Linked DNA regions of Homo sapiens: region 1 is linked to region 2. A link is an interaction called in ENCODE POLR2A ChIA-PET data of the cell type or tissue named here. Cell type or tissue: Panc1. All regions are shown on one strand. Links, peaks and the distances in the headings refer to the core of each region. The heading gives the core; the rest is flanking DNA. Region 1 overlaps LOC102723906 (a long non-coding RNA gene). Region 2 overlaps FAT1 (FAT atypical cadherin 1).

Evidence for each region. ChIA-PET counts read pairs that join two places held together with the same protein. Peaks named below come from ENCODE experiments on the same cell type or tissue, not always from the same donor. Only the 100,000 strongest peaks of a DNase experiment are listed, where the experiment ranks them.
Region 1: POLR2A ChIA-PET joins it to region 2 with 13 read pairs; 2 of 35 experiments call an interaction of 5 or more read pairs at or near these places.

What each region holds. Positions count from the first base shown.
Region 1 is chr4:186,896,236-186,905,818 of GRCh38, reverse strand. The region is part of intron 1 of LOC102723906 (a long non-coding RNA gene); the gene reads right to left. It also overlaps the pseudogene MRPS36P2. Among named protein-coding and RNA genes, the nearest start is that of FAT1, 180 kb to the right of the region's middle. In Panc1, for the core only: no CTCF peak of the experiment used is centred there; no DNase peak of the experiment used is centred there.
Region 2 is chr4:186,693,301-186,702,883 of GRCh38, reverse strand. The region is part of intron 2 of FAT1 (FAT atypical cadherin 1); the gene reads left to right. Among named protein-coding and RNA genes, the nearest start is that of FAT1, 26 kb to the left of the region's middle. In Panc1, for the core only: no CTCF peak of the experiment used is centred there; no DNase peak of the experiment used is centred there; H3K4me3 peaks cover 1,298 bases; H3K27ac peaks cover 7,749 bases.

The sequences.
Region 1 (9,583 bases), core at 1,006-9,005, 200 kb before region 2:
ATATGTCCATGTCCTGATCCCTAGAACCTGTGAATGTGACCTTATTTTGAAAAGGGGTGTTTGGCTGGGCGATGTGGCTCACACCTGTAATCCCAGCACTTTGGGAGGCCGAGGTGGGTGGATCACCTGAGGTCGAGAATTCGAGACCAGCCTGACCAACATGGAGAAACCCCATCTCTACTAAAAAAAAAAAAAAAATACAAAAATTAGCCAGGCGTGGTGGCGCATGCCCATAGTCCCAGCTACTTGGGAGGCTGAGGCAGGAGAATCGCTTGAACCCAGGAGGCAGAGGTTGCCATGAGCTGAGATCACACCATTGCACTCCAAGCTCAGCAACAAGAGTGAAACTCCATCAAAAAAGAAAGAAAGAAAAAAAAAAAGAAAGAAAGAAAGAAAGAAAGAAAGAAAGGAAGGAAGGAAGGAAGGAAGGAAGGAAGGAAGAAAGAAAGGAAGGAAGAAAGAAAGAAGGAAAGAAGGAAAGAAAGGAGGGAAGGAAGGAGAAAGAAAGAAAAGAGAGAAAGGAAGGAGAGAAAGAAAAGAGAGAGAAAGAAAGAAAGAAAAATAAAGACAGAAAAAAAGAAAGAAAAGAAAAAAGAAAGGAAAGAAAGAAAAGGGGTCTTTGTAGATGTCATTAAGTTAAAAATCTTGAGATGAGAAACTCATTCTGTATTACCTGGGTGATCCCTAAATTTAGTAACAAGTCTCTTTTTAAGAGACACACAGAGGATAAGATAATGTGAAGACGGAGCAGAGATTGGAGCAATGTGGCACTAGCTAAGGAAGCCAGACGCCACGAAAAACTAGAAACAAATGGATTCTCCACTACAGGCCCTGTAGCGGGTGCAGCCCGGCCAAACACCTTTGAGCTTCTGGCCTTCAGAACTGTGAGATGATAAATCGCGATTTTCATGCCACTAAATTTGTGGCAATTTGTTACAGCAGCCCCGAAAACAAGACAGAGGCAGTGAGTGACCCATTACTGTAAGTATTTAACAGGCTAAATTCTACTTCTCGGAGGTCAGTTTTTGGAGACAATCCTTGCCCAAACAAAGTAGGAGGCCAAATTCAGGGATATTGCATGTTCTTTTTAACTCCAGAGTTCTAGAGTGCTACCCTTCACATAGATACCTCAGCAAGAATATAGCCTCATCTTGTTTATTGTATAACTTCTCCGCAATTAGGCTTAATGACTAAAATATTAATATTTGGCTACAGATAGAGTATTGAAGTTTTTACTTCCAAAGTTGTTAATATGCGAATTTGATCTACCATTTACACTCTTGCTTTTCCTTTATTCTTCCTCTCATTTTTTGACAAAAAGGTTGAATCAACTAACATGAAAAAATTAACTGTTGCGATTATGCAGCTGTCATTTTTTCATGCTCCTTGGGAATATTTGCTGGAAAAATAAATGGGAGTTGGGCTGCTACATTTGTTACCAAATCACTGGAAATTCCCCTATTGCACTTTGAATCATCCTGAGACACACATATTTTTAGCTATTTTCTTGATGTTGTCATAAATCAGGGTTCATCTCTGCATGCTTGTGACTCATGTCCCATTTGCATAAATAAATATTGAGAAGTGGTGTGGAGAAAAGTCTCTTTCTTTTTAAACAAGGAACTTAGGCAAGTGACAGGCATTCTGTAAATCTGGAAGTGAAAAAATCCGTTGTAGTGAATTTGATCAGACATATGTTCTTCTGCTCTTTCCCCAAATATTAAAAGTAAATGATTACATAGAAGTTTTTCAAGGGTTTTCTAGGTGTTTTAAACAGATTTAATTTTTAATATCCTGATTTTGAATAATGTCCTATGATATTTTGTGGGTATACCCTATTTATAGCCGGGCGTTACATCTTTCTAGATGCTATGGAATGGTGATTGCAGATGTAACCTTGGTTTTAAAGAATATGTATAAGCCTTATAGATACTGGATTGTACGTGTGCATGGCTGACATGAATTATAACACCAGCGTAGTGACATGAGAGATCTCTGTGTGATTGTTACCTTCCCGACTCCTGCTCCTAAGGCCGTGACTCCCCATCACCCCTTCATGCTAGTCTTCCCTCTCTGCTCTGTTCAAGGAGCTCACGGCATGAAGTGAGGTTCAGAGATGTGCACGGCATGAAGCCAACCATGGGCAGTGCGGTCGCAAAGCTACCAACACAGCGCTAGGGAGAGCAGGGCGGGAAGGGCTCGGCGCATGGTGAAGCATAAGGGAAGTCCCTCTGGAAAAGACGAACCTGAGGAAAGGCTTCAGGAGTGGGCAGGACTTCCCATAAACAACATGGGTTGGGGGAAAGTGGGTTTCATGAAGCAGAAGCCAGGGCCCAGGCAAGGGAGTGTATTGAGATGAGGTTGAGAGATCCCTGGGCAATGAGGCAGTGGGCAAGGGGCCGGCAAGGCAGGACGGATCCAATTTGGATTGTATTATACAAATAAAGAAAAGTGATGGAGAGCTTTTGCACACAGGAAAGCTTTGCTCCTGTAGAAAGTTGGATGACATGGATGTAAAGTTGAACTAGAGAGAAAAGAGCTGGACTTCAGATCATTCTTCTTTTCAGGCAGCAAGTGTGGGCAGTGGTATTCTGGAATGGCGATGGAGGAGAAGAGGGGTGGGAGTCCCCAGGAGAAGAGGCAATAGGACTGGCCTGACCCTGGCAGGGAGAGAAGGCAGCAGGTAAGGCCCACCAACGGCCTCAGGGTCTCCTCTACTTCCTCATCTCACACATGCCAGTTCCCGGGAACCGGTGAGTTGCCTATCCTAATGCTAAAAAATGGGACAAAATCTAGTAATATACTCTCCGATATAACACACATCACACAACTTGAAGCACCATTTGAATTGAATCCAAGTTGCTCAAAACTAAAAGCTAAATGCTAAAGCTAAAAGCTAAATTCCTAAAAGCTAAATGACAACTCCACTGCCTCATTTCATGTGGTTTGTAAGCAGGAGAAGCAAACTTTCCACCATCTGTTGTTTTCCTAGCTTGCTAGAGCAAACTCTAGAATGCACCCTTCTAGGCAATCACCTATTGCTTTATTAACTTTTTAATCCAAAGAGAAGACATTTTATCCTGCATGTATGTGCCTTGGTGCCTATGTGTTGGGGGCAGGGACCAGTGTTGAACGTGAGGTTTCAACTCTGCCTCCCGAGTCTGGACATAAAATGCAGCTGCCACCTTCCAGCCCAGACAGCCCAGGCTATTTATTCTACAGTGAACTTGTGTTTGCAGCACTTCACTGAGCCAGTCCTAAAATGCCTTTTATCCCCAGCTGGATGTCCTCTGACTACTTAGCTTTTACGGGTCCACTTCCTCCTGCTTTTCCCTTTTACAAGGGTGTGGTTTCTGCAGTACATTTCTGTACAGAGATGAACGCAGAGCAGGCTATAATCCCTAATCTTATTTACTGCTCCCAATGTGGGACTCTGAAATATTGGGGTGAGGTGTTTGGTGTGGTTCTATTTTCCTCTTATAGCCAGAGCGTTTATGAGAGAGTATTTTTACAATGACTTGTGACAATATTTGAAAAGTGGGTGTAGCTTGTTCACTTGGGAAGTTCTAGGCCTTTTTCCTGCCAGAAAGAAAATGCAAGCTCAAGATGCTTATTTTGGTAAGGAGATTCTTGCATGGCCAAATTGTGCTCAAAATGCAAAGCAACCCCTTCCCCCTAGAGTATCTGTGCCTTTCAGAGCAATGCAGCAACCTCGCTTGGCTATGTCAGGCCTCGGAATTATTGTTTACATTCTCTATCGCCTGGTGGCAGTGATTTGCAGGCCTAGACTTTGCTTTGTTGGCAGGGAGGACCACTCACCTGGTTCTCCAACTGCATTTGGGCAAGCTGTGTATTCCTTTGAGGATAACTTTGTCCCTTCCTTTAAGGCCTGCTTAGATGTGAAGGTGTAATGAAGAATCATCATTACTCTGGTTCCTTGTCTAGTCCTTGCTCTCACACCTATAGGATAAGGTCCTGGTTTGGAGAAATAATTCTCTGGAACTTGCAATAGCTGCTTGGTCCTGGAAGCCTTTTGGAAGTAAAGTGAGAGAGGAGAAGCCAGGACAACATCCCCAGCAGAACGATGTCATGGTCCTTAGAGCTGCTAGATCTGAAGAGTCAGGCTAAAGGTTTCTCTGGGGTCGGGCATGGTGGCTCATGTCTGTAAACCCAGCACTTTGGGAGGCTGAGGCAGACGGATCACAAGGTCAAGAGATTGAGACCTTCCTGGCCAACATGATGAAACCCCATCTCTACTAAAAATACAAAAATTACCTGGGCGTGGTCGTGCGCCTGTAGTCCCAGCTACTGGGGAGGCTGAGGCAGGAGAATCACTTGAACCCAGGAGGTGGAGGTTGCAGTGAGCCGAGATCACACCACTGCACTCCAGCCTGGCAACAGATCAAGACTCTGTCTCAAAAAAAAAAAAAAAAAGAGAAAAAAGATTTCTCTGGATTCTTCAAAGCTGAAGAGGCAGTTTCTAAAAGTCATCCAGGAAAGCAGTGCGTGTAGCAGAAGTGCTTTGCCAACAGCAGGAGAGGCGGAGGTTCCAGGACTGGCTTTGCCATTAACTAGCCCCATCACCCAGGACAAGTCAGTGAAACTTGAACTTTTTGAGCTATAGTTTCCTTGAAAACAAAAGCTACACTGAATCAATAGTTCTGAACTCAAAGAGAAAGGCAAAGGTAGAGGATATTATGATCACCGGAAAGTTGTTTTGTTTGCATGTGTATCTGTATGTGTAACACTCATGCCTGCCACCAAACTTACAAGAATTTCAGAGTTCAGGAGGGAGGAAACCAAGAAGCCAGGGATAAATGTTTTGGAAAAGTTTCTGATATGCTTTTTATCTTTTCTACATTTTTTTAACAGAACATTTATTAAAGTTGTTTGACATACAATTTCACATTTGTCATTTTGGAAGTCCTTTACTGTAAAAAAATTATTGGCTCTGATGATAAACAGCCGTCCCAGTGATGATTCTGGGCCTCCACATTGAGTACGTTCAATTTCTTCTTGAGACAGGAGTTTCCTTCTGTATTTCTAGGGTAATGTTTTTATTATTCTGCATTGTCTGCCAGACCCTGATATCTCAGAAAATCTGATGACTCACGTCCCTTAGAGTGTGTGAAACTGCAGAAGAGTGAGACAGTAGCTACAGATCTCAAAGCTCTGACATACTGGGTTGAGGATTGTCTTCTCTTTCAGGCAGCCTTATTAATGGGAGTATGGGGCCTGACGACCTGAATGACCCCACTGGCAGAGACCTTCTTGCTCCCATCGGCACCCCTTCTAATATGCATTTTTTTGAGACAGGGTCTTGCTCTGTCGCCCAGGCTGAAGTGCAGTGGCATGATCTCAGCTCACTGCAACCTCTACCTCCCAGGCTTAAGCAATCCTCCCACCTAGCCTCCCAAGTATCTGCGATTACAGGCACCCACCACCACACCCAGCTAATTTTTGTATTTTTAGTAGAGACAGCGTTTTGCCATGTTGGCCAGGCTGGTCTCAAACTCCTGACGTCAAGCAATCCCCTGCCTCAGCCTCCCAAAATGGTAAGATTACAGGTGTAAGCCACCATGCCTGGCCATGATATGCTTTTGATACTAACTATCCCATCTTCAAGCCCACTTCTTTCTGCTACAGAGTCTCTACATTACATGATATCTAGGAGCCTTCTATCTCCAACATTATATTGCACCGCCTAAAAAATATTAGGGTACCATGATTAGGATATATCAAATCGCTGAGAAGCTCCAATACCATATCTGAGGACTTGGAATTCAATTGAGGAAATCACAGGTCTCATTGTGAGATGCTTTATTATTGAAGAACTGAGAGAGAAACACCGCAAGAAGGTAAAGAACAAGTGATACCTTGTAAAGAAAAACATGATTAAACACAGAGAAAAAACTTTTACGTGGAAAATCAATGACAACTCAACTATTTGTAGTGTTATTGTACATGATTTTTACTATTCAATATGCTTTAAGAAGGTAATTTTATTTTATTTCATTAAAAATTTTCTTTTTCTGAGACAGGGTCTCACCTGTTGCCCAGGCTGGTATGCAGTGGCACCATCTCGGCTTACTGAAACCTCTACCTCCCAGGTTCAAGGGTTCCCCCTGCCTCAGCCTTCCAAGTAGCTGGAATTACAGGCACCCACCACCACACCTGGCAAATTTTCAAAATTTATTTTTTGGCACAGACGGGATTTCCCCATGTTGGCCAGGCTGGTCTCGAACTCCTGACCTCAAGCGATCTGCCCACCTTGGCCTCCCAAGGTGCTGAGATTATAGGCTGAGCCACCGCACCTGGCCTTAACAGGATAATTTTAAATGATATACTTTGTCTTATTGCCATATTGTGTAATTTGGCAAAATAATGCACCACAAACACAAACAATTACCTATTAAAGTACTTTTCTGACACTTGTCCTCTGCAACAGTTTCCCTGTGGAAACATGCACTACATTAGATTAGACTTCCAAATGAGCGGACTTCCCATCCCTTCCTACTTTTACACTTTGGTTTAATTCTAGTCTTATCCTAAAAACGGCTATGAGAAACCCAAAAGGGTAATTTGGAATAATCCTTTGTGGTGACCTATATAAACTTCTGTATTTCTTTCCCTCCTCCCTCACACCTATGCAATAATCTCTCTTCACACACTCATTACAAAAGTGTAAAGTAAAAAAGAACTGTCCTTGAAAATAGAGCATCCACATAAAAACTCAGAATGGGCAGCTATTCCTCCTGTAAACACTGAGAGTCTATCCTGTATCAAACCCTGGATTAGGTATTAGAAATACAATGTCAAGTAACTCACAGCCTCAACTCTGAAGATGGATGGATGGATAGATAGATAATAGATGATTGATAGATAGATTAGTGAAGGAACATCAAAGTAAATCATCATTTCAGTGATACGGTAGCTGATGGTGATATGGAAGCAGCTAGGAGAAGCTTCTAAATTAGACTAGGAAATAAAAGAGGGCCTCTTTGAATAAAGGACACTCATCTACATTTTGAAGAATGTGTAAAAATTAGCTACATAAGAAAGGGAAAAAGAGAAGAGAATGAAGAAAGTTTTGAAGGAAAGAAATGGCGTGATCTATTGTTCCCATAGTAAAGAGGTATGGGATGATGAAACCAGTAAAACTAGGAACAGAGGCCAGACATCTCTGAAAGACGCATGAAAGCCTTGAGTCCCAGGCTAAGGAATCGTAACTTTATTCGGCAAGCTATGGGGAGATGTTGAAGAATTTTTCAATAAAGGACATGATTCAGCAAGTGACATCATTGGGGAGCAGCATCAATTGCTCTGCCAGCATTCTGAGGAATAGTTCTAGGAGGTAGGGTTAGCTGCTAGGATTTTTTTTTTTTATACTTTAAGTTTTAGGGTACATGTGCACATTGTGCAGGTTAGTTACATATGTATACATGTGCCATGCTGGTGCACTGCACCCACTAACTCGTCATCTAGCATTAGGTAATTCTCCCAATGCTATCCCTCCCCCCTCCCCCCACCCCACAACAGTCCCCAGAGTGTGATATTCCCCTTCCTGTGTCCATGTGATCTCATTGTTCGATTCCCACCTATGAGTGAGAATATGCGGTGTTTGGTTTTTTGTTCTTGCGATAGTTTACTGAGAATGATGTTTTCCAATTTCATCCATGTCCCTACAAAGGACATGAACTCATCATTTTTTATGGCTGCATAGTATTCCATGGTGAATATGTGCCACATTTTCTTAATCCAGTCTATCATTGTTGGACATTTGGGTTGGTTCCAAGTCTTCGCTGAGGTTAATGCGATATTTCAGGCAAAAAGTGTGAAACCATAACCTGAAGTGATGTTCTTAGAAGAGGTGAATTAAAATTCTAAGGAGCCGGCCAGGTGCGGTGGCTCACGCCTGTAATCCCAGCACTTTGGGAGGCCAAGGCCGGTGGATCACCTGAGGTCAGGAGTTCGAGACCAGCCTGACCAACATGGAGAAACCCCGTCTCTACTAAAAAAAAAAAAAAAAAAATTAGCTGCGCGTGGTGGCAAGGGCCTATAATCCCAGCTACTAGGGAGGCTGAGGCAGGAGAACCGCTTGAACCTGGAAGGCAGAGGTTGTGGTGAGCCGATATTGCACCATTACATTCCAGTGTGGGCAACAAGAGTGAAACTCCATCTCAAAAAAACAAAAAATAGAATAAAATAAAAAACTCAAAGGAGCTGCAACTGGTTAGATCGCAGAAGTGAGGGAGAGGGAAAAGGTGAAGATGTGACACAGGTTTCTGGCTTTGTCAATTGGTTGACTAGTGATAGGATTCATTGTTCAGATGGGAAACTTAAAAGCAACCAATTTTCTGAAAAATCGCTTTAAAAATATTAAGTTTGAGAACATATAAGTGGAGTGATCCTTGAGATCATTGGATGTGGGGATATGGAGCCTTCCATAAAATCAGAACATGCCGCTCTATACAAACACATGTACATATAGATAATTATCCAGTTACGCAAATAGTATATTCTCAGCAAAAACTTGGGAAGGAAATGCATCCTGAGTTTAACAGGAGTTATCGCTGTTTGGTACATGTATGAATGGGATTTCCTCTTTCCTTCCTGTATTGTTTCTGTTTTCCAAATTTACATAATTAATATGCATTACTTTCAGTGTAGATAAACTTCCTTTTAATAATAACAAAAACAAGGGAAAAAGAGAATTCTGAATGTAGTCAAGATGGCCTTAAGCAGTAGAGTGAACTCAAGAGAGGAAAGTGTCTGTGGGGGTATCTGGGGACTTTCTAGGAAGTCCCCTTCCATGGGTAGAGTGGTGAATAAGTTCAGAGGAAGCAGAGACAGGGATACTTTCTAAAAGCTCGGCTGCAAAAGGAAGTAGAGATACAAAAGAGAAAATGAGGAAGATGCGGGTTCAAACGAATGTCTAAGATGGAATTATCGCAATGTGTTCATAGCTGAAAGGAAAAGGTAGTGTAGATTCAAAAGCACAAGACAGACCAGGGAGGAGATGCAAAGGCACTGAGTTCGAGTATCGCATGAAGTAACAACCTCAGACTAGAAAAAAAATTAGCGAAAATGAGAGGAAATGAAAGAATAGGTAGAAATAGAAATAAACAGACAAAAACTAAACTGCATTAGCCTCAATTCCTCCCAAATCCCATTTAAATAACAGTAAAGTTATATTAATACATAATTAATAGTTATATCAATATATAATACATAAAAAGTATTAAAAATCCCAAAGGAATGCAAACATCAGCAACGCAGTTTTAGAAACTGAAAACCAGCTAGTGAGTGGTGGCTGACTTGGCGGTGTGGAAGGATACAAAGTCATCAGTACACATCTCCTTTCCTGCTGGAGCCCCGCGTGCTGGCAGCTGGCAGTGTGGCGCCCGCCTTCAGGAAAGAGTTTGGAAGCTCTCCTGGGGGCATCTGGCCCACCTACAGGAAGAGACCAACCAGTGTAGGGGATCTGCGAGAAAATGCTCAGCCAACTCATCCCACAGGGAAGCCCGCCATCAATAAAACCCCACCCACAAGCCTAGAGTTTACCAAAAAGAGCACCAAAAAC
Region 2 (9,583 bases), core at 621-8,620:
ATCCCACATTCAGGGTTCGGTCTGCCTGCCATGCGTCTCAGCATCCAACCCCCTCTTCTACTTCAGATCCATTCTCTGTTGCTTTGTTGTAAGCTTCAACAGGTTTTCCTGTAATTTAAGCAGAATAAAATCTGGAGCATCCCTCTTGTGGGTGTGTGGAATAAATTTGGTGTAGTGTTCTTAGCTGATGTGTACTTAGCAAGTTAATTATTACTTGAGCACCAATGAAATGCTGCAGCTTTTTGTTCATTTTTAAAACTAAGGGAATGTCTAGAAAAATGCCTGGCCAGAAGATTTTGTAGAAATTGTGAATAGAAGTTGGTGTTGAAGCAGTGTTGGGTTGAGGTCTGTTCCCTGATGTGTGTATTGCGTACAGGACGCCCTGGAATGTGTTTGACCTTCAGTCTAGAGTAGTTTGGTTCTCTTTTTGGCTGTTAATGTTAGTATACAAAGCAGCCCAGGACGAGTGTTTCCCCTTCTGACTCTACTTATTTGGGGAGCCCGTGTTTTTCATTAAGATAAGAGCAGATCTCTAAACATATTACTGCTGTGTTACTTTTAGCATCCCAATCCTGGTTTCAGGATTGAAATTTACGTTTTGATGAAAAGACTGGGAATGAATTAATATGGAAGTACAGCCGTTGTCACAACTTAAGTCAGCATTCATGAAATACAGGAAGGGAAATGAGGACATTTTTCTTAAGAGAAAATGGCTGCATTCACACGATGGAGAGTGTTGGAGCACCATCCCTGTGTCACCTGTGTGGAGGCCGGCTCCTGGCCTCATGTCTGTGTCACCTGTGTGGAGGTCGGCTCCTGGCCTCATCCCTGTGTCACCTGTGTGGGGGTCGGCTCCTGGCCTCATGTCTGTGTCACCTGTGTGGGGGTCGGCTCCTGGCCTCATCCCTGTGTCACCTGTGTGGGGTCGGCTCCTGGCCGCCCGGCTTAGGTGCACACAGGTGAGTGCGTTTCTACAGTGGGAACGGAACGGAATTCCGGCCCAGGCTAACCTGATTGTTGACCTCAGTCAGGGAAAATGTTTCTGGAGCTTCTGTCTGGTTCTGCAGAACTCTGAATGTTTCAGCTATTTATTATTCATTCAAGTTAGAAACCCTTTTCCTCATATAAAGTAGGATATTTTACTTACATCCTGGGATCCCTGCTCCTGCTGCACGTCCTCCTGTGACAGGAGAAGGAATGTGGAGGAGGCTGACGGGCCCCGGATCCTGACTAAAGGGTCTGCAAGTGGCTGAGAGCTGGGTGGCTGCTGGAAGCCTGGCCTGCTGTGGTGGGACCTGATGCCCTGTGGGAGCTGGGGCTAGAATTCCTGGCAGCAGGAACTTGATTAGAGACGGGTGGGAGGCCCGGCAGAGAGTTAAAAAATGTGCTGGTGAAAGGGCTTTTGTGTTGCTGGCTCCTCCCTGAAGTGGCAGCAGCTGCTGTCCTCTTGGCTCTTTATGTTCTCCTCCTAGGAAAGCTTAAGAGAAAAGAAGCTCGTTTCCCAGCCACAGGGAGACTGGAAGTTGTGTCTTGGCAGAAATGATGTTACCACAGTGTGTTGTTGCTGTGTTCTGGGATAAAAATCTTGTGTGTGTGTGATTCTGAGTCAAGCAGGGCGTGGTAACAATTTCTACCAGGGGAAGGGTCCTTCTTTGAAGCAGGAAGATGTTAAGGTGAAAATAGGATCTAGTCGAAATCCTAAGGAAGTTCCATTTTCTTACTAAAAACAACAGAGATTCAGCTTTTCTTTAGTTATTTGTATGATGTTTACCACGTTGATGCGTTACTGACTGAACAAGTCTAGCCTGGAAAGGCTGTGGATGGGAACTCGGGGGACCGTGACTCAGGGCCGTCCCACGTTGTGGAGCAGCACGCAGTGACGCTTACCGTGCTGTGATGTAATTCTCAGAGTGTGCAGGGGCCGGGACCTGGAGGTGTGGGGTGGAAACAGCTTACGTCAGACAGGCCGGCTTTGTCCTCATGCTGTCAGTGGTAATGACACTGGTGGTGAGCACCAGTCTAGTAATAACCACGACACTGAGTGTCACAGCCGGGCACTGGGCCCGGCATTCTGTGTGTGCCAGTCCATTTAATTCTCACAACCACCGGGTGGACTCTGTTATCCCTACATTACAGGATGAAACGTCAATGAGAGGTTAAGTAACTTGCCCAAGACTTCTTGGGTGCTAAGTGCCAGAACCGCATTTTACTCCTCTTACTCTTTGAAGAATGATCTACGGATGCTGCGAGGGAGCCTGTTCAAAAACGACTAGTGAAGTGGGTTTCTGTGCTAAGCTGGGTTAGGCCAGGTTGCAGCCTTGAATCCTAGATTCGATGCTTGGTCCTGAAGGAGTCTTGAATGTAAGAATCTTCCAGCATTTTTACTCTGAATGACATATTGCTATCTAGCACAATTAGGAGGACAGGAGTTTGAATTCCGTCGCGGTGGCAGTCAGCAAGTCAAGATCAGGCCAGCGAAGGCGTGGGTGAATCCAGGTGAGTGCCTGTAGCTTCCCTTGTCTCATTGGCCATTGAAGAGATGGACAGGTGTCATATTTGTGTTTGCAGTTGTAAAAGTGTGATTTAATCGGTAAAAATGCTGCCCATCTGAACTGGACAGGACGTTAATTGTTGGAAGGCTTTTCTTGTGGAAACCATGTTTAAGATGGTGGTTAGGTCCCAGCTTTCAGGCCTGCACGCCAAAGCTAACGTGATTTGTACCTCCCTCTGCATCGAGTTACATGAGGCCATCGTTCTCTTGCCTTGTCCTCCTTGGTGCCTTGGCATCAGCAGCTGTCCTCTTGGCCATCTAGTACGGGGCAAGAAAGCCAGAGTAAGCTTACTCACCGTCCCCCTTGCCAGGGAACTGTTTTTTGTCCTAAGGATGTTTAAGGATTGGGTGTTCGTAATTTGTTGAGTGACCTGTGTGTGTAGAGGTTTAATGTTCACTTAATACCTGGTCTGTTCTTTCCGTATTACCTACCGTGTACAACTATGAAAATTGAAAAGATTTTAAGCTTTAGGTGTTAGTTTAAATGTTGGAGATTTTCTTACCATTTAGTTCCCATTGTTTTTACTTTTTGGATTATTTTAGTTCGTAGGGCTGGATTTGTCACGTTTTTATTTATTAGTGTGTGTTTTGTGTACTGTTATTTTGCAGTTGCCTTTCTGGCATTTTTTTTTTTTTTTCAAACAGCAGACCATGCTGCTTATAAATAGTGCATGCTCCATACAAGACATAGTGCCACAAAGCGCAATCTTTTCTGTCTTTGTTACTAGGAATAAATGGACTTGGAAAGATTGCCGTTCAAGGGCACATGCCTGTACTTGTTGAATTGGCAGTTCTCCAGTTTCACAGCAGTGACAGTAAGTCTAGGAAACTATTCACATATATACTTCAAGGGCCAGTCTTATCAATTAACTTGCCTTGCCAGTTCAACAGTACCATATCTCCTCGAATATCTGATACCATGTTGAACTCGGTCCATTGCTAGGCCTCCGAGTGGCTCAACCTGTTGAATGGGATTCTTTAGAATGTCTTACTCATTTCATGTTGGGGAGAGTCTACTAATACAGTCTTTTTAGTTTTAAATCAATTGGTTTTTTGTTTTTTTTTAATAAAAGTTACTCAGCTATTTATGTAGTTTCTGAAGACTGCTTTCTGGTTTGTGATAATTTAACCATATTCTTATCACAGGTAAGCTTTTTCTTCTTAATCATCATCAGCATGTAATTATAGTTAACGTTTAGTGAGTACTTGCCGTGTACAGGCCCTATTTTATGGTCTTTCCATAGACTGTCTCACTAGATTGTCACAATTAGTGAGTAAAATTACGTGGTGTTATACTCTGCTCATGGAGTTCATGTCTGTGCCAAATTATAAAAACACGACAAATGATGGAAATATGATGCACGTCGACTTAGTGCCATTGAATTTTGAAATATTCTGTTGCATTTTTTAAAGGAAAGTAGCGCGTGCCAGTTGATGTAGTTTATGGTGTGATGCGTTAGGAGGCATTCTGACAATACAGACGTGATTCTTGAGCTGAGGTGTTCATCTGTCACGGAATCCTCCTTAACCCGTTTCACTGTCTCCCATCGCACGGGGTCCAGTCTCTCCGTGGCGGAGCCGCATTGCCCTAACAGGCCTCCCTGCTCTCCCATTTAACATCACCCGTGCTTCCCTCACTGGCTCCTGTGCAGCCCTGGTCCCTCAGCCCCTGCCCTGTGCAGCCCTCTACCCCTCTGTGCCTCGCCGTTTTCTGTCTCCCTGCCTTTGGGCATACAGTGGTCAGCTCGTATTATCTCATAACTCTACTTAATAAAGCTTTCTTGACAGCCCTCTTCGTTACGTGGAGCTGTTTCTTATCTTTTATGTACTTAAACATATGACTGCAGTATCACTCTAGTGTAATTGTTTATTTACACGCGCCTTTCCTCTAGATTGTCAGCTCTTTGTGGGCGCACGTAAGTCTTTGAATGCTTGGTGTATATAACAGGCACTCAATGCATAATGGTTAGGCTGGCCTGGTAAGCCATCGTGGGGTCTCCGGGGAAACCTTTCCTTCAAGCCAGGTAGCCTTTGCTTCTCTTCGCTGCGGGGGCACTTCCTGTGTGTTCCTCTGTTGTAGTGTATGACTCAGTGCGCGGCCTGTCTGTGACTTCAGTCCGTCTCCATGAACTCAAGGACACAGTCCAGCGTAATCATCTGTCTACCCTCTTCTAAGCACAGTGGCTGATAGAGCAGTAAGTAGCCCTCATTTGTTTTGTGAGCAAATAGATTGTAACACACAGTAATTGCAGTTGTGAAGGTTGAGCGAAGCTTCTTTTCTGCCACCCTGGACGCCTATTTGTAGGCTCCAAAACTGTGGTTCTTGATGGTTTTGGCGTCACAGAAACTTTGAGAATCTGTGGAAAGCTGTATATTCTTTCTTCAGAGAGACAGTGATTTGATTCAATACCAAGGGGCTCAGTGAAGTGCCGAACCTGTGTTCATGCACTGACCGTCTTCTTGGAATCCTGGTTTTGAGATCCTCTGTTCTGGAGGTTCCAGGGTTGTCAGTCCTCACAAATTCTCATAAAGGAGGACCAGCGGGTAAGGATAATGGTGATGATGATGATGGCAGTGATGACAGTGACAGTGACAAGCATTTTTATAATGCCTTACAACCTGCAAGTATTTCTACATACATTATATGGTGCTTAATGTAATAGAGAAATAAAACCTGTATAAAAATTATAAATGAGCTAGATAAACCTTAACAATGGACAGGTCACTTTTCTATATATTTGTACATGTGCCTGAAATGATTTAGGAGAAACCGTCATTCAAGGCTGTTTCCAAGTGAAATAAGAACCTGTAGTTCTTTATACACCTGTTTCATCAGATGTTCTGTCTCCCCATTGAGGCATACGGCACAAATAAAACAGATATAATGAACAGTGTGCATCATCCCTCGGAGAGCATGGGGATCGGTTTCTGGACCGTCCGCGCACACCCACATCTGTGCGTTCTGAGGTCCCGCAGCCGGCCCTCCACAGACGCTGCGCTTTCGCGTGCTGTGAGTACTGTGTTTTTGATTTGCCTTCAGTTGAAAAGAGTTCATGTGTAAATGGGCCTGTGCAGTTCAAACTCGTGTTGTCCAAGGGTCATTGATACCTCGTTTAAGTTAAGCAGCTTTCTAGGCCAGGCTTTGGTCTTTAGTTTTGCCAGCTCACCATGGAAAACCCTTAATGCCACACCACTAGTATTCCTTTACTTATTAAGGCAATCTGTCAGGAAACTCAGGCCTCTAATGATAAAGTTAGCTCCCTTGGCAGACAGAATTAATTAATTAATTAATTAATTATTTTCTAAGACAGAGTCTTGCTTTGTTGCCAAGGCCAGAGTCGAGTTGCAGTGGCTCAATCTCTGCCTGCTGCAGCCTGCACCTCCAAGTTGAAGTGATTCTCCTGCCTCAGCCTCCCAAGTAGCTGGGATTACAGGTGTGCACCACCACACCCAGCTAATTTTTCTGTTTTTACTAGAGACGAGTTTTTGCTGTGTTGGCCAGGCTGGTCTCGAACTCCTGATCTCAAGTGATCTGCCCACCTTGGCTTCCCAAAGTGTTGGAATTACAGGCGTGAGCCACTGTGCCCAGTCCAGAATTTTTATTTAAATGGACTTGCCGTATGTTCTTTGACCTCTATGGAAAATAGCCCTGCCATAAGTTCTTAGTTAAAAGATTCTCCAAAATGCATTTGTGGGTCCTGGTTTGCTTTTAGCTTTCTATTAATTTTTTTACTTGCCTCTTTATTCTTAGGGCTGCTTGACATTACTCTGTCTCAGACGTCCGTGTTCCTCTTATCACAGTGCTTGGCACAGGGCTGGTACCGAGTAGCTGCCTGCTCAGGGGGTGTTCATCTTTTCATAGATCCTGTGCATGTTTGTCCCATGATCCTCTTCTTTCGATTTGTTGCCCAGCTGAAGGTGTTTACATATTTAAGTGAAAAAAGGCGGGTTTGTCATGTAAATACCAAGTTAGTCTGTTGGTTGAGGCAACAAAATGGAAATCAGTTATTTTTTAAGGATCTAAAAAATTTTAAAAGGAAGTGCTTTTTCTTAATAGTGTGGCAAGCTCATTTAGAAGATGGAAACTGATTAGGAAAGTATGAACATGAGTAATATCCATATGTGGTTTTAATTGGCAGAATGTTGATTTCAGAAAGAAGTCACACGAAGTTTCATATCTACAAAGTATCAAGATTAGAGTTTAAGGTCAGTAATTTTTAAAATAAGTGTTCTAGGGCCTATGGCCGGGCGCTGTGGCTCCCGCCTGTAATCCCAACACTTTGGGAGGTGAAGGCGGGCGGATCATCTGAGGTCAGGAGTTCAAGATCAGCCTGGCCAACATGGTGAAACCCTGTCTCTACTAAAAATACAAAATTAGCTGGGCCTAGTGGCGCACACCTGTAGTCTCAGCTGCTCCAGAGGCTGAGGCAGGAGAATTGCTTGAATCTGGGAGCTGGAGGTTGCAGTGAGTCGAGATTGTGCCACTGCCCTTCAGCCTGGGGGACAAGAGTGAAACTCCGTCTCAAAAATGTGTGTGTGTGTGTGTGTGTGTGTGTGTGTGTGTGTGTGTGTTTTATATATAATACATATTAAAAATTATTTTAGCATGTTTAAAAAATCTGCTTTTGTCATTTGACTTCCACCAGAATATAAGGCTGAAACTGGACTCTGTCCGTGTCTGTATCACTTACTTAGGAACTGACTGGCATCTAGGCATCCAGCCAATACTGGTTGAATGCGTAAAATTTAAAATGGAAATAGATTGTAACAAAATACTAAAGGGAAACGCTTATCTAAATAACTATTGTTGAGAAAGCCCTTTTAAATTTGTCCTTTTTAATATAGTTAAGGCTGCTCTTCCACTTGAGACACCCTGTCTCCCATACCTTCCAAAATTACAAGAATAAGAACAACAAAGCAGTTTAGTAGCAATGCGGGTTCCTCTTTGTTTCTGCTTTGCTTACCTAGGAGCAGCCTCCTTTGTGAGATTGAGTATCTAGATTCTGAGGCTGGCCTTCCAGGTGAATATACCTGAGTTACGTGTTGTGTCCTTGGGCTGTAGAGTAGTGCTATTGCCTGTATCATCCTCTGGATTGAAAAGTATTTCTTTTGTTTTAAGTATAAAAGATGAGTATCCATTGCCATTGCACATTATTCAGCAAAAACTTGAACTCTAAAAAACGTTCAGATTAGTAGGATCTATTTTTGTTAGTATCATTATTGATGAATTTCTTAAAACTTAAGAAAATAGTTACTTCTAGAGATTCACAGATTATTTTTGAAACTGTTGGTTTTCTGGATTAAATTGAGCTCACCCAACTATCCTTTGAAAAAGCTGTTTTGTATTTTTGTTTTGTTTTGTTTTTGTTTTGAGATGGAGTCTCGCTCTGTTGCCCAGGCTGGAGTGCAGTGGCACGATCTTGGCTCCCTGCAACCTCTGCCTCCTGGGTTCAAGCGATTCTTCTGCTTCAGCCTCCCAAGTAGCTGGGATTACAGGCACCCGCCATCATGCCTGGCTAATTTTTGTATTTTTTGTAGAGACGGGGTTTCACCATGTTGGCTAGCTGATCATGAACTCCTGACCTCAGGTGATCTGCCTTCCTCAGCCTCCTGAAATGCTGGGATTACTGGTGTGAACCACTGTACCCAGCCTGTTTTGTATTTTAAGTGTCTTGGTTACTTCTGTGGAGAGGTGCAATTTACTTAAAACCAAACACTTTCTTTTAAAGGGTGGTTGAATAATGGGGGGAAATTTAGTTAGTTACCAGACTCTTTTAAGAAAAATAATATGTATGTAAACTAAAAGTAGTTTTCTTATTTTAGTAACTACATCTAAGTAAAAGTTTTTTAAAAACTCATTTGTTCTTTGTCAACTCTTCTTGCTACTTAGGAACTCTGATTCTAAACCTTCCACTCATATAAATAGAAAATTATCAGTAGCTAGTTCAGTTAACTTCATTATTCTATTTAAAAGTAACTCTTTAGGATGATTAAAGGAAGGAAAGGAAACCGTTGTGGAAGTTGTTCACTGTGTATTTGAGTAGAAATCTGTTCATAGCAAGTTGCATTTGAGAGAGGTTGAGCGTTATGAGAAATGGGGAGATGGTGGTTAGGTTAGGTGAGAGGCAGGTTGAGTTTGGGAGATGTTGAGTTTCGTTAGAAATAGGAAGATGGTGGTTGGATTAGTAGATGAGAGGCAGGTTGAGTCTGGGAGAGGTTGAGTGTTGTGAGAAATAGGAAGATGGTGGATGGGTTAGATGAGAGGCAGGTCGAGCTTGTGAGATGTTGAGTTTTGTGAGAAATAGGAAGATGGTGGTTGGATTAGTAGATGAGAGGCAGGTTGAGTTTGGGAGAGGTTGAGTGTTGTGAAGAGTGGGGAGATGGTGGTTGGGTTAGATGAGAGGCAGGTTGAGTCTGGGAGAGGTTGAATCTTGTGAGGAATGTGGAGATGGCTGTTAGGTTAGATGAAATACATGAGAAACTCAAGTGGAATAAGTGTAGGCAAATCCAGAGCTGAACTGAAACGTTTTATTGTCTTTGGGCCAATATTAAGTATTGTGAAGGAAATTACAGAGAATGGCATTTAGCCTTTTGTTGGGAAACAAACCATCCCAAAACCTCATAGCTTAGAACAGCCTCCACTCATTTGGGTCACCGTTCTGTGGGTGGGCGATTTGGGCTGGGCTCAGCTGGGTGTTTCCTTGGCTGTTTTCCACGGGCTGACTCATGTTTGATCAGTTGCTGTTGAGCTCGAGGGCCCTGCTCCCAGGAGGTGGCTGGGTGTTCGCTGCAGGCAGCAGCTCCTAGGCCCTGTGTCTGTGATCATCCCGCAGCCTGTCCTGGACCCGTTTACATGGTGGTCTCGGGGTTCTGGGTGCTCGAGGAAAGCAGCAAATCCGCTGGGCCAAGGCTCAGAACTCCTCCACTGTCATCTCCCACGTGCTGTGACACAGTTCGTTCATCCAGCCACAGGTAGGGAGGTAGGCTAACCTTGCTGAGAGGAGCTGCCGAGTACTGTGTTCATGTTCCTAC